Linked DNA regions of Homo sapiens: region 2 is linked to region 1. Evidence: read pairs that join two places in POLR2A ChIA-PET (ENCODE). Cell type or tissue: GM12878. All regions are shown on one strand. Links, peaks and the distances in the headings refer to the core of each region. The heading gives the core; the rest is flanking DNA.

Region 1 (8,098 bases), core at 1,162-6,161:
TTTTCTGTCTTCCTCACAGCAACTAAAAGACATACCTTTCCATTACGTCAATGTCTGCCTGCAGTGGACATTGGTCTATCTTTCTACTGTCATTCAGGACTCCTTGGGGTCTCCCCTTAGATACTGAGCATGTGACACAGCACTGCCTTCCCCCTTCTGTGTGTGCTACAGACGCCTACCACTAGTCACCCATGCAAACACCTGGCCATCATCAGCCTTACCTACTTGGGTGCATGTGTTTGCTTGCTGTGTTCCAAGAGCATCACCTGGGCCAAGGATAGAACATTCTGGCTTTATATATGTTGACTTCACATCCTAGACAGGCTCAGAGGTTTCTGTTCTGGTTCCAGAATGGATGGCCCCTAGATGACATTATGATTTCATAAATATGGCACTGTGACATCATAAATCAAAACCTAAAGTTTTTATTTAAATGCATTAATAAATTAATCAAATATCCTTTTTGATCATGTATCCCGATTGTCAATGACATCAGAATGACCTTCCACAGCTCTGAGGGTTCTCTTATATTTCTTCTATGTCATTTCAGAAAAAGTGATCATAAAACACTGAACAAAGAAATAAAATTTGTTATGGACATTATGGTCTAAGGATGAGGGACATTAGGAAAAATAGAAACAAGAAGATGACTGAGAATCTAGAAACAGAAGCTAGTTATGGCACAAAAGTACTGAAGGGTTTTTGAAGAGGCCCATCTGGCACCTGAAAGGTAGCTCCTAGCTGCCTGCCCCAGGAATGATGGGTGAGGGTTTGTATGGGAGGCACAGTGGTGCCATGGTCCTATGTGAAGGACCCAACAGGGAAGAAAGCCTATCCCACAGAAGGAACATGCCCATCATTTCCCTCCAGCCACCACAGCACAGGCCATCACTGGATGTAAGCTCAAAGCACCAAGGCAGCAGCCAGATTCAAGTAGATGCAGGCAGAAAAACTGTGAAGCAGACACATGGGTAAAACGAGCAGGCTCAGCACCAGCAGGAACCAGTAGCAAGCGTGCTTAAGGGTTGTAAGAGGAAGAAGTCCTCCCAGGCAACCTGGAGGATAAGGACTTATTATTTAAATCCTGAACTTGGAGACACTGCAAATGCAAACACTAAAAATTCAGGGCAATCATAAACACAGAGGCAACCCTCTCTTCCCTTACCCCCAGCATGTTCCAGAATGGCGCAAGAACAGCAGAGGATCACAGCACAATCAAGAGGAACACACCAACAAAAGATGAGGAATCTGAGCATGTCCAGGTCAAGCTTTGAAAAGGGTCTTCACAGCCAGGTGCAGTGGCTCAAGCCTGTAATCCCAGCACTTTGGGAGGCTGAGGCAGGAGGATCGTTTGAGCCCAGGAGTTCAAGACCAGCCTGGGCAATATAGTGAGACCCTATCTCTACAAAAAAATTAAAAATTAGCTGGGCGTGGTGGTACATGCCTATGGTCTCAGCTACTGGGGGGCTGAGATGAGAGGATCGCTTCAGGCCAGGAGTTCACCGCTGCAGTGAGTTATGACTGTGCTACTGCACTCCAGCCTGGGCAACAGAGGGAGGCTCTGTCTTTAAAAAATACATATAGAGGCCGGGCGCAGTGGCTCACACCTGTAATCCCAGCACTTTGGGAGGCCGAGGTGGGCGGATCACGAGGTCAGGAGATCAAGACCATCCTGGCTAACATGGTGAAACCCCGTCTCTACTAAAAATACAAAAAATTAGCCAGGCAAGGTGGCGGGCGCCAGTAGTCCCAGCTACTCGGGAGGCTGAGGCAGGAGAATGGCGTGAACCCCGGGGGGCGGAGCCTGCAGTGAGCCGAGATTGCGCCACTGCACTCCAGCCTGGGCGACAGCGGGACTCCGTCTCAAAAAAATAAATAAATAAATAAATATATATATATACACACACACATACATACATACATACATAGAGAGAGAGAGAGAGAGAGAGTTTTCACCATCTGGAGCTGGCAGATGCTGCCTGATCTTTTTTTTTTTTTTTTTTTTTTTTGAGACAGAATCTCACTCTGTCACCCAGGGTGGGGTGAAGTGGCGCAATCTCAGCTCACTGCAACATCCACCTCCTGGGTTCAAGCGATTCTCATGCCTCAGCCTCCCAAGTAGCTGGGACTTCAGGCACGTGCCATCAAGCATGGATAATTTTTATATTTTTTTTTTTTGTAGAGATGGGTTTTCGCCATGTCGGCCAGGCTGGTCTTGAACTCCTGGCCTCAAGCGATCTGCCCACCTCAGCCTCCCAGAGTGCTGGGATTACAGACGTGAGCCACCGCGCCCAGCCCCGCCTGATTCTTGAAGTCAGACTCCAGCCCTGAGAGTGGGGGACTGGGTCACTGCACCCTTGGCTGAGAGGGCCTAGGCCAGACAACCCTGCTGAGTGTCCTCCATGAGACATTCTGGTAACTGGCAATGGCAGAGTGAACTGCCTTTGTTCCCAGAGCTACCCTGCCCAGGGCCCTTAGCTCAGTTCCTGTGAAGTCCTGGTTGCCTCATGCCCACCCCCTTTCACACAACACCCTCCCTCTCCACATCTGTTCATGCTTTCTCATTGGCCTTTCCATGAGGACTCAGAGTTTGGGTCACCTCCACTTCTTCCAGCTCTTTGTATTCTTTTTTCCCTGGATCTTTTTTTCTGCATGTATTTCCCCATTTTTGTTTCATGTTTCTGTTTCTATCTTTTCCATTAGATTCCCTGGGTAACAGGAAGAATGTAACTTCTGTCACAATAGCGGAAAGATAGAAACAACCCATCATTAACTGATGAATGAATAAACGAAATGTGGTAGAGATGTATGATGGAATATTATTCAGCCATCAAAAGGACTTGAGATACTAATTCATGTTACCACGTGGCAAAAACCTGGAAACATCTTATTAAGTGAAGGAAGCCCAGACACAGAAGGCCACATATTGTGTGATTCCATTTTCATGAACTGTCCAGAGTAGGCAAATTTGTAGAGGCGGAAAGTAGATTACTGATTGCCAGGGATTAGGGGCAGAGGGAAATTAGATAATTGGTTAATGGGCATAGGGTTTCCATTTGGGATGATTAACCCGTTTTGAAACTAGAGACAGGAGGTCGTACAACATTGTGAATATACTAAGTGTCACTGAATTCCACACTTTAAAATGGTTAACATCTGAATTTTACCTCCTTCCCTCCCAAAAAACACAACAACAAAGGCTCTGGGTTTATCTTTTCTCATCTGACCTACGCAACCCCATACATTGTCCCTCTGGGTTTCAGTTTCCTAATCTGCAAAATGGGCACATAAATAATACTAATCTCCAAAGGCAGCCATGAGCAATAAACCCACAGCTGCCACGGAGCAGGCATTCCATCACAGTGAGCTGTTCATAATACGGTTATTTTTATTGTTGTCCTTGACTGTCTTTCATTTCCCCTCCTTCTTCCTCCCTCTCTCAAAATACCCTCATCCTCTTCTCAGCATATGCGTCACTCCCTCTTTGTGTCTTTCTGTATGACTAAGTTTCTCTTTGAATATTCCTGCTGCTGAACAACATGTCCACGTTTAAATTGGCCCCTTCTTCTGGCATCACCAAGAGTATCTTCTTTGACATTGTTGGCCATAGGCACATCCTTCTTAGCCCTTCACCGCTTCTCACTGAAGGTCTCCTATAAACTAGTAATTCACACTCAGATCCTCATTCTACCCTCCGGGTTACTGGGGGGAAAGTCTGTTTTTGCCACCTCTTGAGAGTGCTCTTGGATTCCAGCTGGAGTCAGGTCACTTTGGAATCAACACAAAGTGACCCTCAACCAGCTCTGCCACCATCCCCAGCAGTGCAGTCTTCCCTCAGACCTCGGTTCCCTGTCTCCTTTTCTTCTTAGTAGACCAGAAAACAAAGTTTTTGTCCAGACATTATTACCTTGTTTACAGGTTGGTTGAAAGCTGGGCATTTTTGTTGTCTCTTTTCCATCCCTTTTCTGGGAAAAGGGGAGCACTGAACAAAGAAAAGAATTAATTAGGGCCTGCAAGCAAGTGACCAGGAACTCCATCTCATGACCACATGAACGAAGCACCATGTGTTCTTACAATTCAGTGGGAAACTCCTAGCCCTTCAGTCACTCTGAATCTCAGTGGCTTGTGACTTGGTGTTGCTTGTTTCTTCCTCTGAGGCAGCCAAGAAAGAAAATAACAGCACAAAACCACTGAAGTCCTATAGATGATGAGCCTCTCAGGTTTTAAGGATGATGGAGCAGTAGAAAAATTGTAAACCATAATTAATCATCCAACAAGATGATCAGAGAGGCGTGAAAGCTTATCTCCATACAAATTCTGTAAGTGGAATGTCTCTGTGAACTGTGCAAATCTTACAGAAGAAACAAAGGGATTTCCCGAGGAGAAGAGCTAAGATCCTAGAGAGATGCCTCTAGGTAAGAGAAACCCAACAGCCTTAAAGGTGGGGCTAGAAAACAGCAGAGTTTTGGCTAAATTGGGTCTGGAAAGATGAGAGGCTCCCAAAGAGAGAGGACATGGTGGAGGAACTAGACAGACTTCCCCAGGGGTGGCCCAGACCCAAGGAACAAAGGGAGGACTCTCTGAAGTCTACAATCAGGGAGCAAATATTGCAGCACTGGGAAATGTCCTGAGACACCTGGACCAAGGTCCTCAGAGACTGCCAACGAAAGGAGGCCAGGGCGCAGGTTAGTTATATTCACACCGCCTAGCACAGGGCCTGGGACATGTAAGCATTTCTTTATTATTTTTTTTTAAAGGAGTCTCACTCTTTGTTGCCCAGGCTGGAGTGCAATGGTGCGATCTCAGCTCACTGCAAACTCCGCCTCCCAGGTTCAAGCGATTCTCCTGCCTCAGCCTCCCGAGTAGCTGGGATTACAGGCATGTGCCACCGTGCCCGGCTAATTTTGTATTTTTAGTAGAGATGGAGTTTCTCCATGTTGGTCAGGCTCCCGACCTCAAGTGATCCGCCCGCCTCGGCCTCCCAAAGTGCTGGGATTACAGGTGTGAGCCACCGCGCCCGGCCGCATGTGAGCATTTCATGAATACTTGCTAAATGAGCGACTGACCAAGTGAAAGAATGAAAACCAGACCTAGACCCCAAAAGACAGGGGAGAGAATTGATTACCCTTTTTGAAGCTTTTATGAATCTCAATTAAATCGGGATACTCCTTCAGGTTAATCCTGCTGAACAGGACTGACAGAACTGAACAATCAAACACCTTCTCCAGGTGGCAGAGAACCTGATACACAACTCTCTGTATAGGAATCGAGTTTATACGGGCTTCTTGAGAATACTGTTAAAAAATTCAATGGTAAAAGTATACAAAATAATAGCTTTAAAGTTAAAAAAAGATTGACAATGTAATTGCATAGAATACTTCCATTGTTCTCAGTGTAGGCTACTATTTTTCATGTAATATTCTAGAACTCCTTAAATATTTGATCCACTGCGTTAGAAAAACAAGTCAACCCTTCCTCTTGTCTTTTGAGCTCTCATCCTGCCCAGGATGCCGTGGGAATAAATCTTATGGTGATTTTGTTGTCTGCGCAGCAGTCACTGCCCCCACACTCCCCACCTTCCCCCTGTGGTATGAGAAGTCCTGAACAGGCTCCCAGAGATAGGGAGATGGTTCTTCCCTTGCCATAAAGAACACAACAGGAAGAGTACAATCACACACTGAAGACATGGCTTCCTTCTCTGTACCTCAGGGCACTGTTCAAAACACCTGAATTCCAAGGCTCCAGAACTACCCAAGAAAATTTAAACACTTTAGACAAGACAATAGCAAGGCAGAAATTTGTTTGATAACAATTATAATGGCACAATTCTCTGGAGGTTTCATCTGACATAAATAGACATTACAAAGAAATACTGCTTCCATCATCTTAGCTATCTTAATTTTGTTTTATTCTTGTATATTGTATAAATCACTACATATTTGTAGAGCACATCCGTTTCAATTTCACTCCAGACATGTCACCATTACCATCCACTCCCACCCCAATACTTGCTACAAAAGAACAGAGTGGCCAGGCACAGTGGCTTACGCCTGTAATCCCAGCACTTTGGGAGGCCAAGGCGGGTGGATCACCTGAGGTCAGGAGTTCAACACTGGCCTGACCAATATGGTGAAACCCTGTCACTACTAAAAATACAAAAATTAGCCAGGCGTGGTGGTGGGCGCCTGTAGTCCCAGCTACTCGGGAGACTGAGACAGGAGAATTGCTTGAACCCTGGAGGCAGAGATTGCAGTGAGCTGAGATTGTGCCACTGCACTCCAGCCTGGGTGACAGAGCAAGACTCTGTCTCAAAAAAAAAAAAAAAAAAAAAAAAAGAACAGGGCTTCAGTTAGAAATAGAGTGTCTTGTCCAGGCAAGGTGGCTCACGCCTGTAATCTCAACACTTTGGGAGGCTGAAGTAGGAGGTTCACTTGAGGCTAGGAGTTTGAGACCAGCCTGAGTAACATAGCAAGACCCCATCTCTACCAAAAAAAAAAAAAAAATTAGAAAGATGTGGTGGCATGCACCTGTAATCTCCCAGCTACCCGGGAGGCTGAGGTGAGAGGTTTGCTTGTACCCAGGAGACCTAGGCTGCAGTGAGCCATAATTGTGCCAATTTACTCCATCCTGGGCCACCGAGTGAGATGCTGTCTCTAAAAAAAAAAGAAAAAGAAATAGAAGTGTCATCTTTAATGACATCTGTTTACCCCATTACCTTCTACCTTATACAATAATTAACCAACAGAAAAGGGTCTTCCCACAAAAGGCATAAAAGGCCTATCAGGCAGTTAGCAATATACTAAACTTTGAATCCAGGATGCCAAATATAAATTAATGTGGGGGCCGGACTACAGTGGGTGACGTAATAAACTTCACTTATAGTATACATTTTTTCAGTGATAAAGGAATTGTCTCTGAGGCTTTCAAGAAAAGGAAATGGCTTTGTTATTGCATTTGCTATCTCCACCTTATTCTCCTTGAAGTGATTGGAAAAGATCTCACAGGAAATCTCCTTCTTCTGGACCACTGCAAACATCTTAAGGAAAAAAAAATACAAAGAGAAAGTAAACATCAAGATTCCCAGATGCCTTTCCTAGCCAAAACATTCCAGGCCCAGATGACTTCACTTGCAAGTTCTTCAAAACATACATTTAAGAAAGAAAATAACCAATCTTACACAAACTCTTCCAGTGAAGAAAGAAAAAAGGAACACACTCTAACTCACTAGAGAAGGATAGCATAATTCTGATATACAACCTGACAAAAGCATTACAAAAATGAAAAGTAGAGGTTACTATCTCTCGTGGACAGAGATGGGAAAACTGCAACAAAACATTAGCAAGTCAAATCCAGCAATAGGTAAAAAGAATAATACATCATGACTAAGTGAGACTTATTCCAGGAATGCAAGAATTCTTTAACATTTAAAAATCAGGAAATCATGCTTGTTTCGGCAACACATACACTAAAATCGGAACAATACAGAGAAGATTAGCATGGCCCCTGCACTAGGATAACACATAAATTTGTAAAACACTCCATTAAAAAAAAATCAGGAGGCCGGGTGCCGTGGCTCACACCTGTAATCCCAGCACTTTGGGAGGCTGAGGCAGGTCACGAGGTCAGGAGTTCGAGACCAGCCTGGCCAACATGATGAAACCCTGTCTCTACTAAAAATACAAAAATTAGCCAGACATGGTGGTGCGTGCCTGTAATCCCAGCTACTCAGGAGGCTGAGGCAGGAGAATTGCTTGAACCTAGGAGGTGGAGGTTGCAGTGAGCCAAGATTGTGCCATTGCACTCCAACCTGGGCAACAGAGCAAGACTCTCGTCTCAAAAAAAAAAAAAAAAAAAATCAGGAAATGTATATCACCAGATTGACAAAATAAAGGGGAAAAATATATGATAATTTCAATAGATCCAGAAAAAGCTAAAATATAATAAAATATCTGTTCATGATTTTTAACTCTCAGAAAACTAAGAATAGAAAGTAACTTTTTTAATATAATGAAGTATATAAACAAACAAAACCCTATGGCTAACACTATACTTAAATGTGAAATACTAAATACTTCCCCACTCAATTTGAGAACAAGAC
Region 2 (5,000 bases), core at 1-5,000, 180 kb before region 1:
TTCATATCCCAGGGAGAAGCATATGCCTGTCTATACAGGCTCACACATAAGCAGTGTGTTCTAGATGCCCAGAGGGGTGGCCTTCCTGAATCTTGTGATTCCCAGTGACGTGGACACTGTTTTACCTTCTAGATGAGAAACTTGGATGAGTGTGAGGTGTGCCGGGACGGAGGGGAGCTGTTCTGTTGCGACACTTGTTCAAGAGTCTTCCATGAGGACTGCCACATCCCACCTGTGGAAAGTGAGAAGTAAGTGACATGCAGGCACCTCTCTTTCATCCTTTAAGGGACCTTCCACCTGCCATGCGCACTCTCCAGCAGAATGTCTGCTTGTGTCTAGATGGGGAAGGAGCAGGTTCATCGGGTACTGGGACCCAGCAGTGTGATCCAGAGAGCAGTGGGAGACGCTGGCAGCAGGAGGTAAATGCTCTCTGTGCTCTCAGGGACACCTCCTCTGATATGCTGAGGCCAGTGTTGGGGACCTTTGCCTACATACTGGTATTGTCCTTTCCTTGAAGTTTTGCAGTAGGGTCTCCTGTCCCAGGGGGTTGAGGAAAAAAAACACCAGTTGTTTATATTTTGTGCTTATTCATACAAGACAGGAAGCACGGTCTTAGGCGGATGGAGGCCTGACGTCCCTGGAGTTGAAAGCCCAGTTTCTGACACACAGGCCTGGCAGGCAGGACTCCTTGTGCTCCCAGCAGCTCAGACAGGGAAAGGATAGTCCCCACTCACGGTGACACCACCTTCCTGAGGCTTCCCTCCTGCTGCTACCACTGATGCGAGGGAAAGGCCAGTGGCTGGAGACCCCATGTGCAGTTCTTGGATACTCTGGGAGGTGTTCCCCTCCCTCCCATGACTGAGCCCATCAGCCATTCCTGAAGGAAGACAGTGGTAGCCACAGGAACGGTGGCCATTTCCAAGCTCCCTGCCCTCTGCTCACCCATGTCCAATCTCTCAGGACCCCGTGGAATTGCATCTTCTGCAGGATGAAGGAGTCTCCGGGAAGCCAACAGTGTTGTCAGGAATCTGAGGTCCTGGAGAGGCAGATGTGTCCTGAGGAACAGTTGGTAAATCAGATGCAAACCCCAAGCCTTCTCCTTTCCCCTCACACGTGAGAACCATGAACAAGCGCAAGGGCAGGGGAATGTACTGAAAGGAGCCTGCTCTTCCGCGCCACACTTCAATGGCACTGATAGAACACCACACCTTGTTTGCACAAAAAATAACTCAGCCATGACATGTCTGTTTCCAAGAGCCACACATGTTAGAGAAACTTGAGGAAGAAGGGTGTGAGTCGTGTGCTGTGTCTCATGCATGTGGGCTCATTCTCTCCAAGCTGCTTTTCATTTACGGCCTCTTTCTTTTGCAGAAATGTGAGTTCCTCCTCTTGAAAGTCTATTGCTGTTCTGAGAGCTCCTTTTTTGCCAAGATTCCATACTATTATTATGTAAGTAACAACAGCAACCCATGATTACAGGCTGCCATGACATTACCTGACCCTGAAATGGGCCCTCGTGAGATTTGTGATCTTAATCCCACGGGGCAAGAGCACACGCTGTCATTAGTTGCCTTCACCTTGTTGTATTTCTGCTGGATTTTATGGGAATCCACAGAAGGTAGACACTGAACTATGCTGGTAGCTTTTCCATTGGTATATTTGTCACCAGATTAGAGAGGCGTGTCAAGGCCTGAAGGAGCCCATGTGGTTGGATAAAATCAAGAAAAGGCTGAATGAGCACGGTTACCCCCAAGTGGAGGGGTTTGTACAAGACATGCGCCTCATCTTCCAGAACCACAGGGCCTCTTACAAGGTAGGTGGCTCTTCCTGCTTCCATTTCATTTCTTTCCATCCTTCCCCTCATTTTCTGGTGCCTAGAAAAATTTAGTTTCCCTCATCCTGTAATAAGCTTGCACGAGCAAGGGTTCTGGAAGTGATTGATTGGTTTCAGTTCAGAACTTAAGCTCTTCTTAGCAAAGAAACATTGAATCAAAAGGTGTCCCTGCAACCAGAACCCCAGGTCTCTGAGAGCTCCTCCCCCACCTGCCCCAGAGGAGACAGGAGCTCAGAGAGAGCAATTGAGTCCTGCCTGCTGCAGCATATAAAGAGAAGAGAATTTCATCTTAAAGTGGTATTGTGCTTCTTATCTGCTCCCAATCCCAGAAATCCCAAACTCCAGATTCTTTGCATGTGAATAGACCATATCCCAACAAGGATTGCCAGCAAGGAGTAGAAGTGACAGAGAAAGGAACAGATCAGTGATCTTACCTTATACCCTTCCACTATCTGAATTGTTGAAAGAACCTAGATTGCTTTTCTAACCCACTGAAATAAGCAACCAAAGGCAAAAAAGTAATAATCCCAACTGTGGAAATGATTTCACTTTTCTGCCCTGTTAATAAGAAAGGATCATGCTGGTGAGAAACGGAAGTTACTCTTAGCTGCATGAGTTTTCAAGTTTAATCTGGTTAATGTTACTTAGGGTGTTTAAGATAAGAGTCCTACTTAATAATAGTGTATTTCACACTTCAACATTGTTAAGAGAGTAAATATCAAATGTTCTCACCACAAAAAATGATGGCTCTTTGAGATGATGAATATGTTAATTAGTTTGATTTAATTATTCCACATAGCAGTCATAAATCACAACACTGCTTTGTACTCCAAAATACATACCATTATAAATTGTCAACTTACAGTTTTTATTTTTTAAAGACAAGAGTCCTGATCATTCTCAGTTGAAAGGTATCTAATGACACTAATGATAAGGAACATCGTTTTTGTCTTTATTACTTTTTTCCAGTATAAGGATTTTGGCCAAATGGGACTTAGACTGGAGGCTGAATTTGAGAAGGATTTCAAGGAAGTGTTTGCTATTCAGGAAACAAATGGGAACAGTTGACTGGTTTAGTGGATGCTGAAGGCCTTCAGGAAATATGCTACTGGTTGCCACTGACTTCAAACTGAGAGCACTTGGGAAATAGCACATGCAGGGAGAGGCTTTTCTCTGAGCCTCCCTCATCTGCCCAAAAACAAATCCTCAAAAGAAATTTGATCATCATGAATCCCATCCCCAAGAATCTCATCAACCAGGGAAGAGGAACTGAGATCACAGGGAAGGAGATTGGAGGTGATACCAGCACAGACAGACTCTCACCTCTTCTCCTGAGGTCTGCTCCAGACAACATTTATTACTCACAAGACCTTTTTCCTCCGTTTTTTTTTTGAGATGGAGTCTCACACAGTCACCCGGGATTGGAATGCAATGGCGCGATCTCAGCTCACTGCAACCTCTGCCTCCCGGATTCAAGTGATTCTCCTGTCTCAGCCTCCCAAGTAGCTGGGATTACAGTGCCTGCCACCATGCCCAGCTAATTTTTTGCATTTTTAGTAGAGACGGGGTTTCACTATGTTGGCCAGGCTGGTCTCGAACTCCTGACCTCATGAGCCGCCCGCCTTGGCCTCCCAAAGTGCTGGGACGTGACAGGAGTGAGCCACCACACCTGGCCACTCGCAAGACCTTTTATCTGAAAACCAGCCAAGCTTTATTCACGACACACTTCTTCCCTTCACTCTCCCACTTCTGTGGTCAACTCCCTGCAGAACTCCCAAACTGCCGTTCTTTTCGATAGCTCACGATGGTGTATGAGTGTCAATCATCTGACCCTTCTTGGAGTCTCATATTTCGTGGAACTCCTGTGCAAACATATATTATTAAATTTTTTTTCCTCCTGTCAATCTACTTATGTCAATTTAATTCATTCGTAGCTCAGCCAAAGAACCTAGCAGGGTAGAGGGAAGCCATTTTTCCCTCCCCTGCAAAGCGGTTGGCATCCTGGCACCATCTCCTCTTCTGACCAGGTCTTTTCATCCCCAGCTGCTGAGTGGTGGCTGCTGATGCCAGCAGTCCCCAGAGTATTACCCTTCGTTAAATGGAATCAGCTTCACCTGGAAGTGACGCCCCGTGGCCTGAGGCCGGCCCCTTTGCCTCAAAGCAGGACCAAGGGTGTGGTGTGTGGCTACTCTGTGCTCCCAGGTATCAGGCTGGAGCTAGTCTCCAGCTGTGGCCACATCGTGGCTTAGCTTTTGCCCACATGATGAGCTTCCCCCACTCCCTTCTGAGCAAACCCTCACCATCAATCTCTTGCTTAATGGACTTCATCCCAGAATGTGCTTCTGGGGAATGCAACCTAAAGTAATGGCCCCAGGAAGCGAGCTCTGAGGACAGGATTCTGGAGTTGGATCACTGTCTAGCCCAGTGATGCTGGGTGGAATATGGATAGTCCCAGAAGTGCTATCACTGAGCAGTTGCCCAAATTTTCACCTGTAGTAAATTGGATGAGCTGCAGGTCAAGCTATTTTAGTACAGCTATGTACTAAAATAGCTGGTACAATTGTCTGGCATTTAAGAAGTGAGGAAAAGTAACTATAAGAAATATGGGTTTTGGTGGGTATTACTAAGTGCCATTAATGTCTTGAAAAGAGTAAATGACAGGCTTAGATCTATTCATTACCAACCTAAAGAGAAGAGACCCTCATACCTGGAGCTGGAAGGCAGACAGCAAGGAAGGTCTGGTACAGACCTGATTTTATGAATCGCAGAACTTCAGAGAACACTGAATTCTAAGCTCAGGATGGTCTCTTATGCCAAAGTCAAGGCCTTCAAACTCAGCATGGGGCTATCTAGGTAGATGTACATGAGAACTTTGAACTCCAGATGCCCCCTGAACCTACTGGGTTTGCAGAAAAGTCTTTCTGCCCCTTGTTGGAAGAGAGAGCTACCACCCCCACCCAACTCCCGATTTTTCTAGAATGAAGACTGTATAGAGACCGCTCAGGACAATGAAAGTGAACAATCATGGGGAGGGCAGCAAATGAAGAGAGCATTTATCCTCCGAAGGAGCTGTAGGACTGGCCAGCGTGCATCAGCAGGAGCAAGGAGATTGTGTCTGGGAGTGGATCCTGGTCCAGGAAGGGTGAAATGTGAAACCAGATAAGTG

Evidence for each region. ChIA-PET counts read pairs that join two places held together with the same protein. Peaks named below come from ENCODE experiments on the same cell type or tissue, not always from the same donor. Only the 100,000 strongest peaks of a DNase experiment are listed, where the experiment ranks them.
Region 2: POLR2A ChIA-PET joins it to region 1 with 5 read pairs; 3 of 35 experiments call an interaction of 5 or more read pairs at or near these places.

What each region holds. Positions count from the first base shown.
Region 1 is chr2:230,579,680-230,587,777 of GRCh38, forward strand. It overlaps LOC112268431 (a long non-coding RNA gene), which reads right to left. Exons shown (of 5, transcript XR_002959453.2): 2 at 222-362. It also overlaps the pseudogene RNU6-451P. Among named protein-coding and RNA genes, the nearest start is that of LINC01907, 120 kb to the right of the region's middle. RefSeq lists enhancers at 3,195-3,414, 4,535-4,674. In GM12878, for the core only: no CTCF peak of the experiment used is centred there; DNase peaks (open chromatin) are centred at 3,482 and 4,152; H3K4me3 peaks cover 1,937 bases; H3K27ac peaks cover 3,423 bases.
Region 2 is chr2:230,399,995-230,404,994 of GRCh38, forward strand. It overlaps SP140L (SP140 nuclear body protein like), which reads left to right. Exons shown (of 19, transcript NM_138402.6): 15 at 133-248; 16 at 961-1,069; 17 at 1,372-1,449; 18 at 1,670-1,813; 19 at 2,804-3,738. The coding sequence ends at 2,902. It overlaps LOC105373925 (a long non-coding RNA gene), which reads right to left and starts at 1,029. Exons shown (of 4, transcript XR_001739922.2): 1 at 943-1,029; 2 at 126-232. In GM12878, for the core only: no CTCF peak of the experiment used is centred there; no DNase peak of the experiment used is centred there.